Regions from separate parts of the Homo sapiens genome. Here regions 1 and 2 are each linked to region 3. Evidence: read pairs that join two places in POLR2A ChIA-PET (ENCODE). Cell type or tissue: Panc1. All regions are shown on one strand. Links, peaks and the distances in the headings refer to the core of each region. The heading gives the core; the rest is flanking DNA. Region 1 overlaps LOC105369313 (a long non-coding RNA gene). Region 2 overlaps YPEL4 (yippee like 4). Region 3 overlaps CTNND1 (catenin delta 1).

The links. Peaks named below come from ENCODE experiments on the same cell type or tissue, not always from the same donor. Only the 100,000 strongest peaks of a DNase experiment are listed, where the experiment ranks them.
Region 1: POLR2A ChIA-PET joins it to region 3 with 6 read pairs; 4 of 35 experiments call an interaction of 5 or more read pairs at or near these places.
Region 2: POLR2A ChIA-PET joins it to region 3 with 5 read pairs; 9 of 35 experiments call an interaction of 5 or more read pairs at or near these places.

The regions. Positions count from the first base shown.
Region 1 is chr11:58,487,672-58,498,036 of GRCh38, reverse strand. It overlaps LOC105369313 (a long non-coding RNA gene), which reads left to right. Exons shown (of 5, transcript XR_007062673.1): 5 at 33-4,101. Among named protein-coding and RNA genes, the nearest start is that of OR5B21, 15 kb to the left of the region's middle. In Panc1, for the core only: no CTCF peak of the experiment used is centred there; no DNase peak of the experiment used is centred there; H3K27me3 peaks cover 211 bases.
Region 2 is chr11:57,642,151-57,647,348 of GRCh38, reverse strand. It overlaps YPEL4 (yippee like 4), which reads left to right. Exons shown (of 5, transcript NM_145008.3): 2 at 58-382; 3 at 555-598; 4 at 944-1,052; 5 at 1,279-2,262. The coding sequence starts at 242. The coding sequence ends at 1,368. All of the region lies in intron 1 of MIR130AHG (MIR130A host gene), which reads right to left. Among named protein-coding and RNA genes, the nearest start is that of MIR130A, 3.6 kb to the right of the region's middle. RefSeq lists an enhancer at 3,580-4,079. In Panc1, for the core only: CTCF peaks have their summits at 2,148 and 2,367 (motif pointing right); a DNase peak (open chromatin) is centred at 2,388.
Region 3 is chr11:57,766,320-57,776,684 of GRCh38, reverse strand. All of the region lies in intron 1 of CTNND1 (catenin delta 1), which reads right to left. The region is part of intron 2 of TMX2-CTNND1 (TMX2-CTNND1 readthrough (NMD candidate)); the gene reads right to left. Among named protein-coding and RNA genes, the nearest start is that of CTNND1, 9.7 kb to the right of the region's middle. In Panc1, for the core only: no CTCF peak of the experiment used is centred there; no DNase peak of the experiment used is centred there; H3K27ac peaks cover 1,856 bases.

The DNA.
Region 1 (10,365 bases), core at 3,241-7,240, 720 kb before region 3:
TCTCTAATTCTGCTGCCATCTCTCCCTTACAGATGCTGTTCCTGAGAGTCCTTCCTGGAGAGCCATCTGCACACAGATCTCAGTCTCAGAGTCTATTTCCCAATGAATCTAATCTGAGAGATCTCTTCATTTGCTGTTTTTTCCCTGTATGAAATAGTTACTTTGTTTTACTTTATTTTATTAAGTTCAGTGGTACATGTGCAGGTGTGTTATATAGGTAAATTGTGTGTCATGGGGGTTTGGTGTACAAATTATTTCGTCACCCAGGTAATAAGCATAGTACCTGATAAGTAGTTTTTCAGCCCTCTTCCTCCTTCTCACCCTTCACCCTCAAGTAGGCCCTGGTGTCTTTTGTTCCATTCTTTGTGTTCAAATGTTTAGCTCTCACAAGTGAGAACATGTGATATTTGGTTTTCTGTTCCTGTGTTAGTTCACTCAGGATAATGGCCCCCAGCTCCATCCATGTTGCTGCAAAGAACATGATCTTGTTTCTTTTTATGATTGCATATTATCCCATAGGTTATATGTGTCACATTTTCTTTATCCAGTCTACTGTTGATAGGCATTTAGGTTGATTCCATGTCTTTGCTCTTGTGAATAGTGCTGCAATGAACATATGCGTATATGTGTCTTTATGACAGATCTATTTATATTCCTCCTGGCATATCCCCAGTAATAGGATTGCTGGGTCAAATAAGAATTCTGTTTTAAGTTATTTGAGAAATTGCCACACTGTTTTCCACAATTGCTGAACTAATTTATGTTCCCCCCAACAGTGTATAAGCATTCTCTTTTCTCTGCAACCTCACAAGCATCTGTTATTTTTTGACTTTTTAGTAATAGCCATTCTGACTGGTGTGAGATGGTATCTCATTGTGGTTTTGATTTTCATTTCTCTAATGATCAGTGATTTTAAGCATCTTTCATATGCTTGTTCACTGTATGTTTTCTTTTGAAAACTGTTTGTGTCTTTTGCCCACTTTTTAATGGAGGCTGTTTGTTTTTTGCTTGTTAATTTGAGTCCCTTATAGATTCTGGATATTAGACCTTTGTTGGATGCATAGTTTGCAAATATTTTCTCCCATTCTGTAAGTTGCCCTTTTTACTCTATTTGTTTCTTTTGCTGTCCTCATCCACTCTTAATTCTATGATAATTTCTGATGGCCAAATAATGTTTTACCTTCTTTAAGATTGCTATTTGTGTTGCTAAGAACATCAGAGATAAGATCCTAAATCTTTAGACTTGTTTCTTGAAGTAAGCAGAAAACAGTGGCTAGTGTGCACAAAATTCACATTTCCTAGAGATGTAAAGAGCCTTAGAAGCTGTCCCCTCCTCAAATACTTCCTGATGGTTTTGTGTGTGCTGTGAGCTCTGGTGGGCATTTTCACCTTTGTTGTTTCTCATAATTACCCTGTTAACATTTAGGTTATTATCCTAGTTTTATAGTTGATAAAACCAAGGCCCAAATATGTGAAGTGACTTATCAAGGATTAAACAGATGAAGAAGTGTCATCATTTTCTACTAAATGATAACCTGTGATTTATGAATCAGATTTCCCATTTTATAGATGGTAAAACTAAGGCTCAGATACAGATGCTAAGTGATAGAACCAGGATACCGATTCACTCTTTTGCTGGCCTACAAACCCTTTATACTCTATTCTTACCTCCCCATCATGTTCTACCTTTTTTCAGATGAGAAAACTAAGGCAAAAAAAAAAAAAGAAATCTCAAATGTTTTTTCCCATGTCATATAGATAGACTGGTGGTGTTGAGTCTAGGCTCCAGATTTTCTATCTCCCACTCCACACCACCACCTAGCTGTCCTGCTCAGCATGCTCAGAATCTGTAGGACTCCAGCTGCCTTTTCCAAACCTGGTCGGTGCAATGGCATTCTCACTTTGACTGCAAAACTCCTCACCAAATATAAAACTGAAAATGTAGGCCACCTGTCCATGTGATTGTATTTCATAACTTAGAGCTAAAAATAGCTCTCAGCTTGCTTGGCCTGTATATAACATATTAAAAGCTCAAATTCAAATTCACTCGCATCTTGGATTAATGTTAAGATTATGGCTTTCCAGACTTCTTTCTCTCACATTCTATCTCACCCAGCAGGGAATGGATTGTGCTTGTCCACATTATTTTCTATGTGAATTACTGAGCTCTTATTTTCAAAGATGAATTTCGTGACCTTATGCTCTTTGCTGTACCTGCAGAATTCATTTTGGAGGGCACAGACTCTAGAACCAGACAGCAGGGTAAGGCTGGGTATCTGTGGCCAAGGCATGAAAATTTTGCCTTGATTTCTTCATCTGTGAAATGGAGACGAAATCATACATATTTCCTGAGGCTGTTTTGAGAAGTAAACACACTAATTCATGGCTAGTGTTTAGCTAAAATCTGGACACACACACAGAGTGGACAAATATGATAATTAAAAGCAAAAATCAACAAAATAAAAAATCACCACCGCATAGCATGACCAATTTGTCCTAGTTTGCCTGGAACAATCTGTTTTCTCACTGAAAGCCCCAAATCTCAGAAAATTTCTTAATTCTGGGCAAATTGGAACGGTTGTTTACTCTATTCACCACCAATGAAACAAACAAAAGGTTCTGAGTAATTCATTTATTCAAGAAGTGTTTATTTATAACTAATAAATTCTAGACAGTGTGATGGTATTTTAAAGGTAAACATGACAAAAATGTATCCTCATGGAACACTCAAGCTAATGAGAGAGAATTATGAAAATGGGAAAATTGTATATGTGCTGTCCTGAAAACTGGCATGAAATGGACAAAGAGTGTAATTCTGAGATGCATTGTATTCAGTGGGACACAATCCAGGAATTTCATGGATTACACACTTCTGTCTAATGCTACTTTTTTTTTTCCCCAAGCAAAATGCTATGGGGAGTTAACAGGGTTACATATGAAAAAGCTTTCCATAAGCAGGTAAGTTAAACAGCTTGCTGTTACATTACTACAGTACTTCTCAGCATCTTTAATAGCCTACTGAACACTTAAATCTCAGATGGGGATGTTTTAAGTATTATTTCTGAACTTTTAGACTTTTCAACAACATAGAATTTTTTTAAAACTCATGTGATGGTACCAATATTCCGTAGGGCTTTGACAGAAGGAAAATCTAAGTGGTATTAGGCATTGAACACAGAAAGCTCAAAGTAGGAAGAAAAGTGCCAAACCCCAACTCCTCATAAATAGAGACAGAAGTCATGCTTCAGTCATCAGAGCCAGAGCTGTGGTTCTTAACCGTTTTTCTTTTGGTTCATGAGCCTTGTTTCAGAATTTAATGAGCACATGGATGCATAGAGGATAAGAAGCTTCAATCAAGAGCCTTGAAATTCACAGAGCATGCTGAAGAGATGCTAAGTCTTCTTAGGAATTGAAAAATCTTCTCTAAGTGAATTTTGATCCTTCCTATCAGCAGAGATGGAAAGAACCTGCAGACTGAAATAAATACTAACACAAGAAAGAAATTCCACGTGTGGACTAGCATGGGATAATAGTGTAGAATGCATAGAAGCAGGACTTAGATGAAATATAGTAGTCACTTTCATATATGGAGTGCTTACTATTACATGCTTTATCTTATTTAATCAAGAGATATTTATCCTGGTATTTAGGCTGTGGCTTCTGAAATCAGACTTCTTGGTTTTGAATATTGTTTTTGCCATTTACTGGTGATGCAACCTGGAAGAAATTACTAAAATACCTCTAAGTCTTGTAATTCCCATCTCTAAAGTAGCAATCATAAGACAGTAGTATCTTTTTCATCAGGCTTGTAGAGGTTTCATGACATAATTGCTGCAGGCTGATTTCTAACTCATAGTAAAGCTCAGTAAATATTACCTAATGTTTTTCATATTATTATTAGGTGGATATTATTCTTAGCATTTTCATTTCATGGAAGAGGTAACTGAGAACAGGAGTGATCTATAGCAGACTCTTCCTATCAACCCCATTTAGGGGTTCATTATTGGGGAGAAACAGGAAAGCAGTGTCATATATTTCAGCCTCATTTTTCTCTCAGAAGAAATTATATTAATAAAATAATGTTCTTGGTCTCTTTCTAAATTATTTTTCTCTGAGTCATCCTTTATGCAAGTGATATTTATAACTTTGTGAATCACACCCACACTTGTGTGGGTTCTCTCCTTGGGTCATATGTATTTTTAGTGTGTCTTTATATTTTGGGGACACGGGGAGATGTTCTTTATAACAGATATGTAACTTAAGATACTCTCTTCTGATTTAGGAGGGACCTTCATATCCCAGGACCTGCTGAAGTCATTCCGAACAGGTTTAAGTTGCCTCTGGTCTGTCCTCTGTCCCACCTACACAGCACAAGTAAAAAGGAGAGAGAGAAACCACTGAAACAAAAACATTCTGTATTTTAAAGTCAGAAGCAAAAGTCTTTATTTCCTTTTTTTTTCTTTCTTTTTTTTTTTTTTGAGACGGAGTCTTGCCTTGTCGCCCAGGCTGGAGTGCAGTGGCGCGATCTCAGCTCACTGCAAGCTCTGCCTCCCGGGTTCACGCCATTCTCCTGCCTCAGCCTCCCAAGTAGCTGGGACTACAGGCGCCCGCCACCACGCCCGGCTAATTTTTATATTTTTGTAAAGAGAGGGTTTCACCCTGTTAGCCAGGATGTTCTCGATCTCCTGACCTCGTGATCCACCCGCCTCGGCCTCCCAAAGTGCTCGGATTACAGGTGTGAGCCACCGCCCCCAGCCTCCTTTTTCTTTTTTTCTTTTTTAAAGATTTTGATAAGAACACAACATGAAATCCATCCTCTTCATAAATTTGTAACTGCACAGTACAGTATTGTTAACTATAGGTAAAATGTTGTATAGCAGATCTTGCATAACTGAATTTTTTTTTTTTTGGAGGCAGGATCTCACTCTGTCCCCCAGGCTGAAGTGCAGTGGTACTATCATAGCTCACTGTAACCTCGAACTCCTGGGCTAAAGCAATCCTTCCACCTCAGCTTCCCAAAGAGCTAGGATTTCAAGTGTGAGCCACTGCAACTGGCCTCATAATGGAAACTTTATACCCTTCGAGCAACTCAGCATTGCCCCCTCCCCCTGCCCCTAACAACCACCATTCACTGTCTGTTTCTATGAGTTTGGCTATTTTAAATACTTTATAAAAGTGGAATCAAGTAGTATTTGTCCTTCTGTGATTGGCTTGTTTCACTGAGCGTAATGTCCTCCAGGTTCATCCATGTTGTTGCATATGGCAGAGTTTTCTTCTTCTTAAAGGCAGACAGTATTCTACACAGGTTTGAGCTTCTTCTGATTTCTTCTCTGTCCAGCCTATGTGACACAGCAAGAGAAAGAGAAAGAGAGAGAAAGGGAGAGGGAGAGGAAAACAGAGAGGAGCCAAAGAAACATAAATGTTCTGTGATTATTTTTAAGTCAGGAATGAATGTTTTTATTTATTTTTAAATAAAACAGAAAAACACCTCTAAAACTCTTGGAAGGTTCATGATCATCTGCCGACCTGTGTTTGTTTCATTCATGAAGTATTTAACTCAGTCCACATCCAACAAAAATATTTAAAGGGCACTCCAGAATGTGTATAACTCTGCCACGAGAGGGCTAGTTTGACTTGGCCAGATGGTCACTTGAATTCCATCATTCATTGATTGATAGGCTTATTATTTCAATATACATTTGTGAGGCACCTGCTATAAGCTAGACCCTAGCAAGCATATTGACTGCCTCATAGTATACATACTGGTGGTTGGATATGGAAGTTGAATTTTATTCTCTAGGCAGTCACAGATGTCATTTTGTCATTTCTGTCTTTCCCTCTACATCCTGCTCTGCCATTTCTCTGGTGCACCATGCCACAGGAGGCTCACTTTATAAACTAGATGATCTGGACTCCCTTTCCTTGTGGCTTCATGGATTTGGCCAGTTGGTGATCAAAAGGCAGGAGGAAAGAGATGCTGAGGTCTTTATTCCCTCAACTCCCTGCTTGCTGAGCTGGAGATTGGTAGTAGCTGCATTTTTCTATTGAAATTCACACCCCTGCCAGGCTTCCCCTTTCTTATGGCTACCTTTTGCTGCATGAGAAATAATGTTATTTCTATATAGACAGTTATAATTATTTGAACTTCTTTATATCACATATAAGTCTACCCAGATTGGAAATAAGAGTTTCTATCAGCATGTGATTTAAATTATAGGATAAGTATTATTCAACTGTTGCTTTTTTGTTACAAGAAATATTAACCCTAAAATGGAAACTTAATTGTGAATTCCTTATTTTTTAACTGTTTGTTTACTTCATGATTTTAGTCATTTTAGTCATTTTAGATATAGTTGAAGGCACTTTATATTAGTAATAAGGTCAAATGTATAACTGTAAATAATAATAATATGTTTTAAAATCTTTTTAATTGAATAATAATTGCATATATTTATGGGGCAAAATGTGATGTTTTGATATATGTTTACACTATGGAATGATTAAATCAGGCTAACACATCTAGCACCTCACATACTTACTACTTTTGTGGTAAAAATATTTAAAATGGACTTAATTTTAAAATATGAAATGCATTATTGTTTATTATAGTCACCATTCTGCACAATAGTTCACTAAATCTTATTCCACTTGTTTAACTGAAACTTTGTACCCTTTGATCAATGCCTTTCTCCATTCACCTCCCTCCCTCCTCAAATTCTGATAACCTTCATTCTACTGTCTACTTGTATGAATTTAGCTTTGTTTTTTAGATTCCACATATAAGTGATCATATGATATTTGTCTTTATTTGCATGGCTTATTTCATTTAACATGATGCCCTTCAGGTTTATCCAGGTTGTCACAAATAATAGGATTTCTCCTCCTCTTAAGGTTGAATAGTATTCCATTGTGTATATAATTATCAAAAAGATGAGTGATAATGTGTTGGCGAGGGTATAAAAAGGGAACCATGGTGCGCTGTTGATGAGAATGTAAGATAATTTGTATAACCTTGTGGAAACAGTATGGGAGTTCCTCAGAACACTAAAAATAGAATTACCACATAACAATAGGTTTTTAATTATATATTTACTATGCTGAGTCCTGCCATTTGTGAGTCAGTCATTTTCTTTCCAATGGGTTTCAGTGACTGTCTCCCCATTTTAAGTATCATGATCACATATCTGTTTACATTCATTGATCTCCTCATCCCCCTGCCCCATGTGTAATTACAGAAGGACTATTATGTATGTGCTTCCAACCTCACTGTGGTGTCCACCTTCAGTTAGGATCATCATTCTCCTGTCTTCACAGCTCAGATGCAGCCCTTTTGTGGACACAGACAAAATTACATTCCTATTTTGCCATAGTCATTCCTACCCTGTACCCTCTGTCCATAGCCTAAAGAATAGGGGAGGTCAAAGTGCCCTTAGGAAAGTTCTTGTGAAAGCAAAATCTCAATTAAGTTTGCAGCTTTCTGAGCACATAACAATCAGAATACACTTTATTTCACTTTTCCATATCTGCAATGGCACATCCTTCAATATTCACACACCATTTCTTCAACAGCAGGGGAGAGCAGGAGAAGGTCACATTTGCCAAGCATTGACTCTGGTCAGGCATTTTTAGTTTCATTTAATTTTTATAAAATCTGTATTAAATTCCTGCTATAATTCTGATTATTTAAATGTAGAAGCTAAAATTTAAAGGGACCAAATACCTTGCTAAACAGCTGATAGATACAGATTCAACATCCAAACTTGCTGTCTGACTTCAAAGTGTATTTTTTTGAAAACTGTATTCTTCTAGTTTTTCTTTTTTGAGGGTGAGCTTTTGTTTATTTTTAAAATTTTTATTTTTAATTATTATGTACCCATTATATTGTACATTGTACAATGTACACATGTATACAATACACATGTATACAATATACATGTGTATATTGTACATAACAATATATATTTTTGATATTTTGATACAGGCATACAATGTGTAATGATCAAATCAGTATAATTGGGGTATCCATCATTTCAAGCACTTATCATTTCTTTGGTCATTGCCATCTGACAGTATTAGTTCTTGAGATTAGGAACAGTCTGGTTCATCTCTCCATCTCTAGCATCTAGCTGGATGAAGAAGATGGTGAGTAAGTGTTGGAATGGGTGTATGCAGTCAAATACCAGTTTTGGCAGTATCAGTTCTCAGTTGAAAGGTTTTAGAGCATTCACTTTGCATGATCTACTGATATCTGCCAAGGCACGTATCTGTGGCTGCTTTTGTTGACGTATTTCTGTAGTGTAAGCAAACCCTGAATTTAGAAAAATGCCTGAGAGATGAAGGAAACCCCAACAGAATTTGCTATTGGATTTTTCTCTTTCTGGATGGCATGGATAAACTTCATTCAATGGACTGTCATGGCTGAGTGGAACCTATGTTGAAGTATTACTTTCATGTCTGCTGTCTTATTTATCTTGGAATGACTTACTCAGTTTTGTTGGAGGAAAAAACAGTTGTTTCTTGTCTGTCATTTGAAGTGGACTCTATAAGGTATTCCATCTATTTTTTTTGAGAGAAATGCTTTTTACTCAAATAATTATGTGGCATGAGTGCTCATATATTTATTGAGTGTCAAACACTGTTGTAAAATGGTAAGTTCTTGATAATTTCTGGTGGTAAGTGTCACGATTGATTGCTTGCATTTTGTATGCTAGGCAGAGTAATGATAATTCAGAGATGAAGCTAACCTGGTAGACTGAGGTTGAATCAGTCTTCAACAAAGGCCTCCACTTTGCGGGGATGAAAAACACAGGTTCATAAAGTTGAGTTTGTTATACTCCACGGTTTATTTCACTCTACGTTTATTGGTCTCTGTCCCTCTTATCCTATTATTTAACTATTTTTCTCCCTTAATATTAATCTCCAACTCTTCCCCCCATTTCCTTTGTTGCAAAAGCATTAAGTCTAATATATTTAGATGTATGTGTTTCCTTGGAAACGATATTTTACAAATATTCTTAAATATTTTACAATATTTTAAAAATATTGAATATTCTTAAAATTTACATAAATGATGTGCTATAGATCTCATTCTTTTTTCATAGACTTTTTACTCAAGAGTTCACGTTAGAGATCTATCCATGTGCTATACGTAATTATAGTTAATTGTGTCAGACTACAGCATAACATTTTATGGTTTAAAAATGATAGTGCTATTGATATAAAACTTATATGCCATAAAATTCATGCTTCAAAATGTAAAATTGGTGGTTATTATTATATTTACAGAGTTATGCAACCATCACCACTATCTAATTTTAGAATATTTCTATCACCTAAAAATAAATCCCATTGGCAATCACTTTCCATTCCATTCTCCCCTCTTCCAATTCCCTGGAAAGCACAAATCTACCTTCTTCTGTCTTCATGTTGTAGCATGTGCCAATAGTTCATTCCTTTGTATAGCTGAGTAATATTCAATTCTATGTATATACCACATTTTGGCTATTCATTCATCAGCTGATAGACATTTTTTCCCACTTTTGGCTATTATGCTTCTATGAACGTTTATTTACAAGAGTTTGTTATGAACATACATTTCAATTCTTTTGGGTATATATTTAGGATTGGAGTTAGTGGGTTTTATGGTAACTTTATGCTTACCTTTTGAGAAGATATTTTACAGCACTATTTAAAAATTCTACCAGATATGAATGAGGGCTCCAACATCTTCAAATCATTACCAACCCTTGCTTTTGTCTGTCTTTTTGATTTTAGCCATTCTAGTAGTTCTGAAATGATATCTTATGGTAGTAAGTTTTGAAATCAGGAAGTCTAAGTCCTTCAACTTTTTCAAAATTATTTTGGCTATTCTGGATTCCTTGCATTTCTAAATAAATTTTAGGATTAGCTCGACAATTTCTTTAAAAGGAAAAGCAGCTAGGATTTTGCTGGACATTGTGTTGAATCTGTAGATCATTTGGGGGAATATTTACATGTCTGCCCTTAGCCTTTACTTCCCAGTTGTACAGAACCTGGTTGTACTTCCTGGTTGTACAGTAAGTCAAGGTCAGCCAGAGATAAGAGATTAGGGAGTTCTCAGGTTATCCTGATTATGGACACAATCCTGCATATGTGCATGGACTTCTGAACAACACTCATCTTCTCCAATTTTTCCTCAACCCCACTACTGCCATCTTGATAGAATCAGTTCTGGATATATTAGTTGGGGTTCTCCAGAGAACCAATAAGATGCATCTATGTCTATCTATCTATCTATCTATCTATCTATCTATCTATCTATCTATCATCTATCTGTCTATCTATCCATTTATTTACATCTTACTGAAAGGTATTGGCTTATGTGAC
Region 2 (5,198 bases), core at 1-4,000, 130 kb after region 3:
TCAGGAGGGGTCCTCCTGAGGTCGCAGCTCCCCTGATGTCCTTTCCCCTCTTCCCAGGTGACTTCTATTTCTATCTGGTTCTCGTCTGGGGGGGCCCTGGCCGGGCAGCCCCCCAACACTTCTCCTGCCCTGAAACACGGCTCTAGCCAACCTGCTCCGCTGCTTCACCTGCGACCGTCTCTGCGGGGGCTGCACGGCGCCAGCCCCTCCAGCCCACCAGGGCATTGTCCTCCAGCCCGTCATGCCCAGCTGTGACCCCGGTCCGGGCCCTGCCTGCCTCCCCACCAAGACTTTCCGCAGCTATCTGCCCCGCTGTCACCGCACTTACAGCTGTGTCCACTGCCGTGCACACCTGGCCAAACACGATGAGCTTATTTCCAAGGTACGCGAAGCGGGGACCTGCCATTCCCCTCCTCTCGCGCACCAGGCTAGCCTGAACATCACCCAGGGGTGAGGCAGCAAAGCTCTTCCTCTCTCCTACACACCCCTGCGGGGATTCAGGCAGTGGGGCTGAAGGCTGCTTGGTAGTCATTGTCTGTCCTATGTCTCCACAGTCCTTCCAAGGGAGCCATGGCCGAGCCTACCTGTTTAACTCCGTGTGAGTCTACCTCTTTCCTTGTGCGTGTGCTTGTGCTTGTGTGTGAGTGAGTAATTTTCCTCTGTGGAGAAAGGGGGGAATCCATCAGGTGATCTTGTGCCTTCAGTCTTTGCCTCCCCTTTTGCAAAGAGGGTCTCAATCTGAAGTTCTCACATGGGGAGCCGGGGGAGAATTGAAATCATAACGGTGGAAAAAGAAGGCCCAGGCTCTAGTCTTAAAGGGGTGGATTATCAAAGGCAGGGGCTGTCCAGTTCTCTCCAGATGGAAGTTCCCTTGGGCTGTCTGGGGACTGGACTGACAGTGCAACCCCACTGGGTGCTGGGTCCTTCCTGTTTCCTGAGACAGGGTCAACGTGGGTTGCGGGCCAGCTGAACAGCGCCTCTTGCTCACGGGGCTCCACTCGGTAGCTGACATTTTCTGTGAGAGCTGCAAAACCACACTGGGCTGGAAATATGTAAGTACCTGAGGAAGAGGGTCACCCTCTAAAGTGGCAGTCCCCATGGCCCTTCAAGCACCAGTGACCATGTCAGGTCCTTCCTTGCATGGTCCAAAGAGGAAAGAAAGAACTAGTCACTGGGTTGGGCTAGGTGGATGACCCTTGGGGTGGGGGCCATACAGGTGACAGTGGGGCCTGGAAGGAAACTGCTTTGTCCTACAATCACTGCTTTCTCCTTCACCAGGAGCAAGCTTTTGAGACGAGCCAGAAGTACAAGGAAGGGAAATACATCATTGAAATGTCACACATGGTGAAGGACAACGGCTGGGACTGAGGGGCTCAGGCAGGGTGTGCCCTTCCTCCGCATGCCCCTCCCTCCCCACGGCCCTGCCAAGCAGTCTATACCAGCATGAGTACTGCCCCACCCCTGGGGGAAACCTGGCTCCAACCAACCCCTCCCCTGCCTCCACCATATCCACTACCAGGCACCCTTTAGAACAGGGGTCTGGGGGTACCCCAGGGGTGTTAAGGCTCAGGAGTGGGCAGCAGTCAGGGAGAGACAGAACTGGGGGAAAGGGATGGTTGTGGGTCTTTCTGTTCCCAAGATCCTGAACATGGAAGCGATGGCAGGGCATAGACTCAGGCAGAGAGGATTGTGGGAGGAATCCGTTTTTGCTCCACCTCTTTTTGAGTGAACAGAGGACAAACCTTGGGTCACAGGGCAAGTAGATCATGGACCACAGAACAGCAGATGAGAAAAGACTTGGGTTGGAGTGAAATTCTGGTCTCAGACACCAGGAGACCAGAGTCTCTGAGGATGAAGTTTCCTACCCCTATTTGTAGGGAAAAGGACTTGAGTGCAGGGAAAACTCAAATCCCAGGCCCTGGGAAATAGTAAAATAATCAAAGGGTTTTCCATTTCACTCCACTTGTTAGTTTATCTTGGCACTGAAGAGGCACTTTCGAGTATCTAACTTTTGCCATTGGGTGGGGTGGGGACAGCTGCTCGCGGAACAGCCCCTAGTCGGCTGCTTCCAGAGTAAGCAGTCTTTATGGGCTTTCTCTGAGGCCCAGTCACTGCTCCTGGGACCCAGTCCCCTGGAGGGGAGGTGGAAAATCAGTGCTACGGGGCCAGTCTTTCCCGTGGCTGCCACCAGCGAATGAAACTTTTGTATGATACATAAAGTGCTTGAGTCTATTTTTAATAAAAAGGGAAAAAGCAACTTGAGGCAACCTGTCCTCTGACTTTCTTTCCCTGTGCATGTACCCATAAACTGTCCCCGTCACACACACACACCCCCACCCACCCGGGCCTGTCCCTTTATACCACTAGGGGGCAGCAGTTGCCCTGTCTATGGCAAGACTACTGCTTGAGCTTTTACCGGGGAATAAGCGTTCAGGTGAAGTTTTGCCTTAGTAAGAGGGGTGGGTTTTGTTAGCTACTCGGCGAGAGCATCCAAAACCGCTTGTGTCTGCTGGCACCCCTGACAGTAAGTCCATTTTGCCTAGATCCAGGATCGGGCTCTGAAAGAGGCTCATCTCAGAATAAGGATTTTCTTGAGTCCCGTGGCTTTTCAGCCTGGTTCTGTAATGCTCTGGTCAGTTCATGGGCACACTTAAGGCTAAAAGGAAAATCAGTCAGCCAAAGTGCTGCTCTGGCAGTTGATGGGAAGTGAAACAAAATAGCTCAAAAATTAGGCCGGGCGCGATGGCTCACGCCTGCAGTTCCAGCACTTTGAGAGGCCGAGGCTGGTGGATCACCTGATGTCAGGAGTTTGAGACCAGCCTGACCAACATGGCAAAACCCCGTCTCTACTAAAAATTCAAAAATTAGCCAGGCATGATGGCACGTGCCTGTAATCCCAGCTACTTGGGAGGCTGAGGCAGGAGAATCACTTGAACCCAGGAGGCAGAGGTTGCAGTGAGCCAAGATCGTGCTGCTGCACTCCAGCCTGGCGACAGGGCAAGACTCCGTCTCAAAAAAAAAAAAAAAAAAAAAAAAAAAAAGCTCAAAATCGCAACATCAATGCCACCATATGACCCAAGGGACATTTTATTGGCAGTGGTATGAAATCCCTACTGTTGTTGGGTGCCCAACAGTTACAGGGGAGACCATATACATCATAAAGATCATTTTTTGGTAAGCTATAATATTCTTTCCAGATTCATTCATTAATATTCCAAATATTTATAAAGCATCTATTACTTGCCAGGCATTGTGTTAAGCACTAGATGTTAAGCACATGGTGAAGATAAGGCAGCTGTGACCTGACTTCCTGGAGCTTTCTGTCCAGTAGGAGATGCAATAACCAGGAAATCCCAGTAGAAGATGATAATAAGGGATCTAAGCAGGGACGTGGAGGAAGCTTGGGAGCTCATAGGAAAGGAACTCAGCTTAGATGTAAGGAGTCAAGGAAGGCTTCACAAAAGCGATGACTACGATGGCATTTGAAAGATAAGAAGTTAGGTAGGCAAAGGCAAAAGTGATGGAAGTATTTCAGACAGAGTATGTGTCAAGTAACTTAAGTTTAGTTAATTGAAGGAAATAAAAGTTGCTTGTGGGCTGAAAGCAGTGGCTCACGCCTTAATTCCAGCACTTTAGGAAGCCAAGGCTGGAGGCTTGCTTGAGGCCAAACTTTGAGGTTAGCCTGGGCAATATAGCAAGATCTTGTCTCAAAAAAAAAAAAGCCATACCTGCACCTGTAGTCTCGACTACTCAGGAGGCTGAGCAGGAGGATCACTTGAGCCCAGGAGGCTGAGGTTGCAGTGAGCCATGATCACGCCACTGCACTCCAGCCTGGGCTGGAGCAAAACTTTGTCTCCTTAAAAAGTGGGTGAGAGGACATGAAAGGAAAGAGAAGCAGGAGCCATAAACTATTTAGGGAATCTAGATTTAATCCCAATGGTATTAGGGAAATATGGGAAAATTATTGTTTTTTAGAGTGGAGTGGCAGTATCAAATGGCTATTTGTGCCCAGACAAGAGGCTCAAATAGAAGTTTTAATAGACTGGAGAAAGTAAGGAACATATGGTAGGGTGCGGTGGCTCACACCCGTAATCCCAGCACTTTGGGAGGCTGAGGTGGGCGATCACTTGAGGCCAAGAGTTTCAGACCAGCTTGGACAACAAAAATTAGCCAGGCATGGTGGTGCACGCCTGTAATCCCAGCTACTCAGGAGGTTGAGGCAGGAGAATCACTTGAACCTGGTAGGCAGAGGTTGCAGTGGGCCGAGATCGCGCCACTGCACTCCAGCCTGGGCGACAGTGAGATTCTGTCTTAAAAAAAAAAAAAAAAGGGAAATAAAGCTAACTGTACTATCTCAAATACTGTTGTTGTGATCAGAATGGAGAGGCTGTCTGGGCAGGAGAAAGGAGGACTAGAACTGGAAGGCACAGAAGTAAAAGGGCAAGGGAAAAAGGCAAGCCATGGAGAGATGTCCAACATCCCTCAACTAAGGCCTCAGGGGAGTCTGACCCATCTTTCAGTTTCTACATGCCTCATGATGCCAAGATCCCTCTCAGGGTCCAGCAGAGGACCTCAAAACCCTATTCCTCTTGGACCCATTTCTTGCACCAAAGTTTAGGGAAGATTTCTCAAGTCCCAAACTCTGCTGTTGAAAACCAGGCACAAACTAGCTGCCTTCTTCACTTGATCTTAGCCAAAAGACCAGGAATACTAGCTGCCTTCTTAAAGAAGCTCCCCAAATATTCCTCTCATTCAATTTATTTTAACAAGTTTTAATTAAGCCTACTAGGCACTGTGGGAGACAGAGAAGTAAATGGCTGAGTCATTGCTCTCAAATTTTTCTTTCTTTTTTTTTTTTTTTGAGATGGAGTCTCGCTCTGTTGCCCAGGCTGGAGTGCAGTGGCGCAATCTCGGCTCACTTCAACTTCTGCCTCCAAGATTCATTCAAGAGTCTCCTGCCTCAGCCACCCAAGTAGCTGAGACTACAGGCGTGCATTACCACGCCTGGCTAATTTTTGTATTTTTAGTAGAGACGAGGTTTCACCATGTTGGCCAGGCTGGTCTTGAACCCCTGACCTCAGGTGATCCGCCCGCCTCGGCCTCCCAAAGTGTTGGGATTACAGGCGTGAGCCACCGCACCCGGCCTCAATTTCCTTGTAATTGGTCCTGGGAGAATCATTCTGTGGGTTGATTCAAGG
Region 3 (10,365 bases), core at 3,606-7,605:
CCAGTTCTAATTGTATCTCAGACTCTTTGCAGACATATTTAGAAAGCCCAACTAAAGGAATAATGAATGGATATGAAGAAAGCCTCTGGAGGGCCCAAGACCTAAGCTGAATACTCAATGGGTAGGAAGGATGAATCTGTTTTGCTGTCTAACTTCCCACACCCCTCTTTCTCCAAAGCAGGCCCAATGCTGAAAGAATTACAGGGAGGCGAGGCAGAAGAATGTGACTGGGAAAGGTTTAGCTACATTCCAACTAGCCAACATCCCACATAGCATTAAGAGTGCCTGAGAATTCAAACCCACTACATAAGAGTTGCTGAGACTCTGCTAACACACATCTAATTCCTGTGCCACCAACCCCCACCCCCAAACACTCTGAAGAGTAATTGAGATAGCTTGATGAAGGCACCAGCTGTTTCCACCACCACCCTCCCTCGCTCCCTCCCCTCCTGAGACCTCAGTTCAAACTCACATCAAACACTTAATACAATTGACTGGTCAGTAGGAAGGAGAAGCCTGAACTAAAATAGCAGTAACAGTGCCAACTGGCCCCACTTAGAAGGAATGCTTTCTTGGCTCAATTCAAAAATAAGAAACCTCTGTCATCCACTCCCCTCTGCCCAATTATGTTCTCCTTTCCACAACTTACCCCGCTCCGTGTCAAATGAGTTTCAGTTTCTTCCCTCCAACTCTTTGGTGTATTTTCAAATGTCAGAAAATACAAGGGAGGTGTATATAAGGTTGAATGTAAAAGTAACGTCTGAGAGATTAGGCTTCCCAGACTAAACTCAAACCTAGTACAGGGCTCCCATATAAGAACAAGGAAACAGGAGCACACACAGCACCCATCTACATGTTTCAAGTAAGGAAAAGAGTAAACCTTAAGCGGCTATACACGAACATTAGTGGTAACACGATTACTAACATAACCAGCCCCTCCCCCACCCATATTCCAAGTTGGCCAGAGTTAACCAAGGAGGAAGGGAAGGAAGCCAGCGCTTCCTTTTCAGACAGGAAGTAACATTGGCCCTTCCTGTCCAGTTTTAAACAAATTGTCCAGCTAAATTTCAATGCTAACATCCTCTCCTGAATTTGTTCCACAATTTAAAACCACAGATACAGTCTAAAGTTTTCCCTTCCTCCCAATAGGCGAGTCCTCCATACCATGCTAAGTGTTGGCATAACCCCCAAATCAAGAGGTAACATCTTTAATTCCAAAACAATACAGGACACAGAGGTAAATCACTTCACTTCAAATTAACGACCTTCTCGTCATGTCTACTACAATAAACCATCTTCTGTACTTCTCTTGTTTTGTGTGTGTGTGTGTGTGTGTTGTTTTTTTTTTTTTTCGAGACGGGGTCTCCCTATATTGCCAAAGCTGGTGTCAAACTCCTGGGCTCAAGTCTCTCCTTAGCTTCCTAAGTAGCTGAGACCAAAGGCACAGGCCACCGTGCCTGGCTCTACTTCTCACCTTAACTAAATAACCATCCACCTGAGAAATAACATATACATGTAAGCTTAATTCAAATATTCAGGTTTTGTGATCCTCAAACGTGAATGATCAGAATCACCTAGGGAGCTTTTTGAAAAAATTAAATCCCCCCTCTACATCAGTTTCTACAGGGAAGTCTGGGAATTCATGTCTTAAAAAAAAAAAAAAACCCTCATAGGCTGGGCATGGTGGCTCACACCTGTAATCCCAGCACTTTGGGAGGCTGAGGCAGGCAGATCACCTGAGGTCAGGAGTTTGAGACCAGCCTGGCCAACATGGCAAAACCCCACCTCTACTAAAAATACAAAAATTAAGCAGGTATGGTGGCGCATGCCTTAATCCCAGCTACTCAGGAGGCTAAGGCACGAGAATCACTTGAACCTGGGAGGCGGAGGTTGCAGCGAGCCAAGATCACGCCACTGCACTCCAGCCTAGGCAACAGAGTAAGACTCCATCTCAAAATAAATAAATAAATAAATAAATAAATAAATAAATAAACCCTCATAGACTCTTATGGCCTGTTGTGAACCACTGTAGTGGCCTATCCCTAACAACCCACTGACTTTCTTGCTAAAAGGGCACTGGTTATAAAATACATTATTTGGGCCAGTTTTACTGCTCACCAGACAGCTCAGATCATTATTCAGTCTAGATTAGAGGCTCTTTGAAAGCATGAATCTAAATATAAGGATGGCTGGAATGGCACAGTCCTAACTCCTGTACTGCAGACTTAGAACCTAGAAGGAAGAACTGTCTCACTTGCCAGCACCATCTTCTCTGGAATCCCGAGTTGCTACATTGTAGGATATCCCTCTGTACACTGCAGATTGGAGAACACAATTATGTTTAAAACATCTTAGATGGCCTTCAAGGAACAAAGAGCTATGCCAAATTTTCAAAACCTGGTTGCATATTCTATCCCAAAAGAACTCCAAAGTCTTAAATCTACCATTAAAGACCCTAGATAATTCTAAACCACTTGACAACAGAGAGAGAACCAGAAACTCTGGATCCAAGTGGTTACCTCTGACACTTATGCAAGCCACTTTAACTTCTGGTTTGAGTAAGAGCAAGCGAATAGCAAAAGGTCTTTAAAAGAACTAAAAAGTGAAATATTCCCACAAGTAAACATGTGTCACCGAAGACTCAAGAAAGAAGAATGGCATTAAAAGACATACTCTCTCCCAGATCCCAAAGTCAAACAATAAAGGTACATTTAAAACAAAACCAAAAATAAAATTGTTTTGTTTTTTGAGACGGAGTCTCACTCTGTTGCCCAGGCTGGAATGCAATAGTGCAATCTCAATGCAACCTCCGCCTCCAGGGTTCAAGCCATTCTCCTGCCTCGGCCTCCTGAGTATATGGAACTACAAGTACCCACCACCACGCCCGGCTAATTTTTATATTTTTTTTTTAGTAGAGATGAGGTTTTGCTATGTTGGCCAGGCTGGTCTCTAACTCCTGACCTCAAGCGATCCGCCCACCTCAGCTTCCCAAAGTGCTGGGATTACAGATGTAAGCCACTGCACCCAGCCAAAAAAATTTTTTAATTTAAAAAAAAAAAAAAAGACATAGCCAGGCGTGGTGGCATGCACCCATAATCCCAGCTACTCAGGAGGCTGAGACAGGAGAATCACTTGAACCCAGGAGGTGGAGGTTGCAGTGAGCCGAGGTCGTGCCATTGCACTCCAGCCTGGGCAACAAGAGCTTAAACTCCGTCTCAAAAAAAAAAAAAAACATAATCTCAGGTACTCTCAGGCTGGCCACAGTGACTCATGCCTGTAATTACTGCACTTTGGGAGGCCAAAGGAGGAGGATCACTTGAGCCCAGGAGTTCGAGACCAGCCTGGGCAACATATAGAGACCATGTCTCTACAAAAAACACAAAAAGTAGCCAGATGTGATGGAGGCTGAGATGGGAGGATCATTTGAGCCTGGGAAGTCAAGGCTGCAATAAATTATGATCATGTCACTGCACTCCAGCCTGGATGACAGAGCAAAGCTCTATCTCAAAAAACTCTCAAGACAACCACAAACATCTCACACCATCTATATATGATGAAGTAATACATATAAACCAGTTGTTTAAAACAATTTCAAAATTTTGGGTAATCTCTGATTGCCTGGATTATTTCCCATGCAAGACGATACAGTTACCTGAACAAAGGAGGAGATGGGAAGAAAAAAAGTTTCTTGGTTGAGGGCATCCCTAATATTAAGTAACCAGATGACAACCAGATAAGCATAATTAAAGGAAAGAACAGAGGGTAACCAGGTTAAGAGCCAGGGCTAAAAACTCCAAAGAGAGAGGAGGAGACGGGTGAGAGAAAGAGAGAGAAAGAGGGAGAGGGAGAGAGAGAGAGGAGACAGAGCGAGACAGAGAGAGAGAGAGAGAACGAGACAGAGACTCTCACTGAGGGACAGACCAGCTAAACCAGAAATCTTAAGAGGGAAAGTAACAGTGTGTGATTCAAGACATAGGTATTCAATCAAATATCCTTTTACTTTCGTATATGCATGGAACATCAAATCACTAAATAGTTGGTGCTTCTTCCTCAACTCCAAAGTCAACTAGGTAAAGTGGCTCAGGATGTGCTTTAATAACCTCTAATGCCTAAACAAACATAAGGAAAGTTAGTTTCAGGGATAATCATCTCTCCCAATGTGCAAGACAGAAATACGGATATGGTGACCTATAAAGGGGTCCTCAAAGCCATGAATTCTCAACAATCAGGGCATGGGGAAACAGGAGCTTTTTGGTCAAATGAGCAAAAGGAGAAGCAGCAGACAAGTGGGGCAAGCCTATTTGGTCAAAAGCACATAAACCAAACCAATAAATTTTGTCCTCAAAAGGAAACTGTACAGGTCTAGGCTGTCACTCCTGCTTATAGAAAACTGACTAGTTAGATAAGAAGATGGAGAAATATACAGTATTTCTCTTGGAAAGAAAAATTTGGGGGCTGGGCACAGTAGCTCACACCTGTAATCCCAGCACTTTGGGAGGGCGAGGCAGGCAGATCACTTGAGCTCAGAAGTTTGAGACCAGCCTGGGCAACAGGGAAAAACCCTGTCTCTACAAAAAAAAAAAAAAAATACAAAAATTAGCTGGGTGTAGTAGTGCATGCCTATAGTCCCAGCTACTCAGGAGGCTGAGGTGGGAGGATGGCTTGAGCGTGGGAGGCGGAGGCTGCACTGAGCTGAGATTGTTAACACTGCCGAGACAGACCTTGTATCAAAAAAGAAAAAAAAAAAAGAAAAAGAAAAATTTTGATCCCACTTCCCAAAAACATATCAGCTTATTCTAAGTAGCTGCCTTATTATCATTCTCTAAGACAAAGGTAATCAACCTATGCAAAATCTGCTACTATGCAAATTATCTGCTAACTATACTTTCATGGAGATTCCACAATGGGAGAAATATGGAGGTTGGGTCAGGTGCTACCTCAAGTTACAAGAAAGACACAAAAATTCGGTAACAGCCGTTGTCTCTGGGGTTTGAAGTGGAGATAATTTTTCTTTGTACAATATAGTATACAACAAGACCCTACATTATTCCCCTTCCCCCAAAATACATTCCCATTGGTCCTCTCTGGACAGGTCTCTTACTTCTCCTTCCCTCCCCTCAATCTCTTTTGTTCATTGGCAATAACCAGCCTCAGGGCCTTTGCACTTCCTACTCCTCATATCTACATGACTCCATCCTCCATTTCTCTTGGTCTCTCTCAAACATACCTTACACATGAGACCCTCCCTGACCACTCTATATAAAATAACCTCACCCCCACCCTGAGACGTTCTTTCCTCCATACTACTCATTCTACTTTACTTTTTTCTCAATAATATTACCACACTCTGACATACTACATATTTACTCGCTTATTATTTGTCTCTCACAACTAGAATGTAAGCTCTTTGAGAACAAACAGTAGGTCTATTTTGTTTATTGTTGTACTTCAGTGTATGGCATAAACAGACTCTCAAATTTCTTTTGAATGGAGATGTTTTACTTCCTTCTTCAATGAATACAAAAAGTTAAATTTTAGAAAAAAAAAACAACTTTCTTTTCTTTTTCTATACTTTTTTTTTTCCAACTGTGATCTTAGTTAGGCCTATGAAGAGGCCTAGGTAGTCTTACCTGCCTATTTGGCTGACCTTCAGCACGGTAGACATCCAAGAGGCCAACTGTGCCCCAGTTAACAAAGTAGTCAATAGAGAGCAGAACAGCAATGAGGTTACAGAACTTCCCCCATTCCAACAAAGCAGGAAATAAATCAGATTGGCACCAATTTCTCTTTTAAAATAGGCTATTTTAAAAGTGTACTGAATATACACCAGCTACTTTATTTCAATGAGATTTACTTCACTTGCAATGAAATGGGAACTGCAGGTGCTTTGATAAAGGTATTGAGAAGTTGACCTAGTTTCTATAACAATGTCTTATGTCCTCAACCATGAGAATATATTTTAGTTTCTTAAAATATGAGCTTCCTAAAACAAAAATCTTTTCTTTTCTTTTTTTTTATTTTTTTATTTTTTTTGAGATGGAGTCTCACTCTCTCGCCAGGCTAGAGTGCAGTGGCGCGATTTCGGCTCATTGCAACCTCTGCCTCCTGGGTTCAAGGGATTCTTCTGCCTCAGCCTCCTGAGGAGCTGGGACTACAGGCATGTGCCACCACGCCCAGCTAATTTTTGAAATTTTAGTAGACACAGGGTTTCACCACGTTGGCCAGGATGGTCTCAATCTCTTGACCTCGTGATCCGCCTGCCTCGGCCTCCCAAAGTGCTAGGATTACAGGTGTGAGCCACCGAGCCCAACCGTGTAACAAAAATCTTTCTTTTTTTTTTTTATTTTTTATTTTTGAGACGGAGTCTCACTCTGTTGCCCAGGCTGGAGTGCAGTGGTGCGATCTCCACTCGCCGCAACCTCCACCTCACAGATTCAAGCAATTCTCCTGCCTCAGCTTCCCGAGTAGCTGGGATTACAGGCGCCCGCCACCACGCCCGGCTAATTTTTGTATTTTTAGTAGAGACAGGGTTTCACCATTTTGGCCAGGCTGGTCTCAAACTCCTGACCTCAGGTGAACCACCTGCCTTCGGCCTCCCAAAGTGCTGGGATTACAGGCATGAACCACCACCGCGCCCAGCCACAAAAATCTTTTCACTCCACAAAGATACCTCCTAATGTGCTACTGCACTACAACATAGAACAACATAGAAAGCATAAATAAAACAGATGATTTACTCCGGAGAAAGTAATTTTTTTTTTGCTCAACTGTCAACTAAACCAAAATGAGTAATTAATCAAGAAATGCAGATGAAATCTAAAAATCAAAGATAAAACCAATCTGAATCACTAGAAGAGATCAGTCTTCTTGGATTACAATTGTATGCCTAAACTAGATCTAACTGAAATGAAGTGGTATCCTAACAGTTGTACCTTTAGCACATGGGTACAAGAAACAGAAATACGTCTTTATGTTAACTGTTAGTGAGGCAAAGCAACGCCCATGAAGACCTAAGGGAAAACCTAAAGGGAAAAAAAGGAAACCCAACCTAAAAGAAAAAAAAGATAGGGGAGGCAAGAGGAGGCAAAGAGAGACAAAGGAAGACACCACAGAGAACAGGAAAGCAAAAGAAAAGGAGAAAATACAGGAGAATTGGTAGAAGAAATTATAGGTAAAATAAATGTGAGGAACTGAATGTGGGAGGCTACAGAGTGCCAAAAGAAATTAGCTTAAATAGCCAGGCAAGGTGGTGTGTGCCTGTAGTCCCAGCTACTCCAGGGGCTGAAGTAGGAGAATCACTTGAGCCCAGGAGTTGGAGACAGGGCAACATACCAAGACTCTGTCTCTCTGTTTTTTTTTTTTTGAGACGGAGTCTCGCCCTGTCGCCCAGGCTGGGGTGCAATGACATGATATCGGCTCACTGCAACCTCCACCTCCCGGGTCCCGGGTTCAAGCGATTCTCCTGCCTCAGCCTCCCGAGTAGCTCAGATTACAGGCATGCACCACCATGCCCAGCTAATTTTTTTTTTTTTGTATCTTTAGTAGAGACAGGTTTTCACCATGTTGGCCAGGCTGGTCTCAAACTCCTGACCTCAAGTGATGCGCCTGCCTCAGCCTCCCAAAGTGCTGGGATTACAGGTGTGAGCCACCGCGCCCAGCCTCTGTCTCATTTTTAAAATAAAAATGTAAAAAAAAAAAATTATTCAAAGAAATTGGCTTAAGTACTATTTAGAACACTAGTTTCATGGGTTCTTAAGTATGAAGAAAAGGGAGGAAAAGAGAAGGAAAATTCCTAGGCTGGAATAAACCCGCAAGTTTCTAGGCAAGGTTGTATCTAACACATATGTATTTCCCACAGACCACAGCTTGGCTTTTCCACATATAAAAGCTGACTCCTTTCTTAGAAGCACACTTCTCACAGGAAGCATTCATGAACTCATGTCAGTTTTATAAATGTCCACAAATAAGGGTTGCAAATACAGAATGATGTCTGGCTGGGCTTGGTGGCTCACGCCTGTAATCCCAGCACTTTGGGAGGTCGAGGTGGGCGGATCACGAGGTCAGGAGATCAAGATCATCCTGGCTAACACAGTGAAACCCCGTCTCTACTAAAAATACAAAAAATTAGCCAGGCGTGGTGGCGGGCGCCTGTAGTCCCAGCTACTCGGGAGGCTGAGGCAGGAGAATGGCGTGAACCCGGGAGGCAGAGCTTGCAGTGAGCCGAGATCGCGCCACTGCACTCCAGCCTGGGCGACAGAGCAAGACTCTGTCTAAAAAAAAAAAAAAAAAAAAAAAAAAGGATGATGTCCACAAATCATACAAATCATTCTGTTTATCTTCCTCCCACTGACACTTCACTTTACTAAAGTTATCCATTCTCATACTACCGTTGTTTTGAACCTCACCCACACAACTCTCCAATATTACCTATTACTAATTTTTTCCCATTAAAAAAATTTAAAAGTTAGCTTTACCCACTCAGGAAGCCCATATATTCTGTAATGCAAGCACCTACATCTACCACAGATTCTCAGGTTTTAAGAGACCTTCGGACGGGCATGGTGGCTCACGCCTGTAATCCCAGCACTTTGGAAGGCCGAGGTGGGTGGATCATTTGAGGTCAGGAGTTCGAGACCAGCCTGGCCAATATGGTGAAACCCCCTCCTCTACTAAAAATACAAAAATCAGCCGGGCGTGGTGGCGGGCACCTGTAGTCCCAGCTACTCGGGAGGCTGAGGCAGGAGAATTGCTTGAACCCGGGAGGCAGAGGTTGCAGCAAGCAAAGATTGCACTACTACACTCTAGCCTGGGAGACAGAGCAAGACTCCGTCTCAAAAAAAAAAAAAAAGACCTTCAAGGGCATTAGTTCAACAAACGAAATTTGAGTTCTTTGAAGCATCCATTCTAATAGCAAACACAAGACATTACTAGGAGCTCTGCATTACTCTATAAAGTTCACATACATTAAATAACTTAAGTGTCACAACAATCTATAAGATGGTTAATATTATCCCCATTTTACAGACAAGGAGGCCAAGGCAGAGAGAGATTAAGCAATTTGCCCTAGGTTACATGTTTCCTCCGTGGCAGTCTAGCTCCCCATCCATACTCTTAATCATTATGTTATGCTGCCTTGCCTCACCATATTATGGAAGTCTCAGATTGGAAATTCCCTTTTTGGTTAGCATATTTACCAAAAAATATAGAATAAAGCATTTGTGGCAACATGTTAACAAATGATACCTAGGCAAATGAAGAGTATACCAGTTACTGTGCTAGAGCAACTTTCCTGCAAGTTTGAAATAAAAAGTTGAGAAGTGCTTTTGTCATCACATCACATCAACCAACCTGGGACATGTTTTGTGAAAGTCATGACCAAATTACCTACTGCTGACCAGCAAGGAAGGCTTTAAGATAAAATTCTGGCCGGGCGCAGTGGCTCAAGACTGTAATCTGGGAGGCCAAGGCAGGCGGATCATGAAGTCAGGAGTTTGAGACCAACCTGGCAAAAATGGTAAAACCCATCCCTACTAAATATACAAAAAATTAGCAGGGCGTGGTGGCGCGCACCTGTAGTCCCAGCTACTTGGGAGGCTGAGGCAGGAGAATCGCTTGAAACCGGGAGGCGGAGGTTGCAGTGAGCTGAGATCGTGCCACTGCACTCCAGCCTGGACAACAGAGCAAGACTCCATCTCAAAAAAAAAAAAAAAGATAAGAAAATTCTTTGCCTCTTTATAATTCCCCCACTATATGCCTGATCTAAATTGTCCACACCACACCAATCAAACTGAAGGGCTCACTGGAGAAGAAGTGGCCCTAAAAACAGGGAACACGATCCCTGAATAAAGTGGTAAATTCAGGCCCCATTCTCAATGCTTAATATTTAATAATAACATGCAATTCCAAGTAGAATTAGGGAAAAAAATTACTTCCGAAAAATACATTAAACAATTAAATACAAATCAATCCATACCCTAATTTCCCCCTCATTAGTTCTAACCAGAACAGTTGTTCTTGCCTTCTTACAATCTCCCTGCCAGGCTACATCAATGCTCTATTGGAAACCTTGGAGGCAGCTGCATAATTTAGGCAGAGCAATCCCTACTTCAGCTTTGTGTGTCATTTAACCCTTCTTTGAGGGAAGAGAACATGAAAGAATATTTGTACTTATTCACATCCTTATTACCTACAGTTCACTCCTGTAGGCAAGTTCCTTGTTAATACCTTTTAAATTACCCAAGAAAACTAATTTCGGTTCTTAAACTCATAAGCTTCCCAATACATGAACAAAATCTAAAGTTTTGTGGCTAAAACAGTGATTTAAAAAATACACTGATATCCAAACATACTTTCTTTGAAACACTG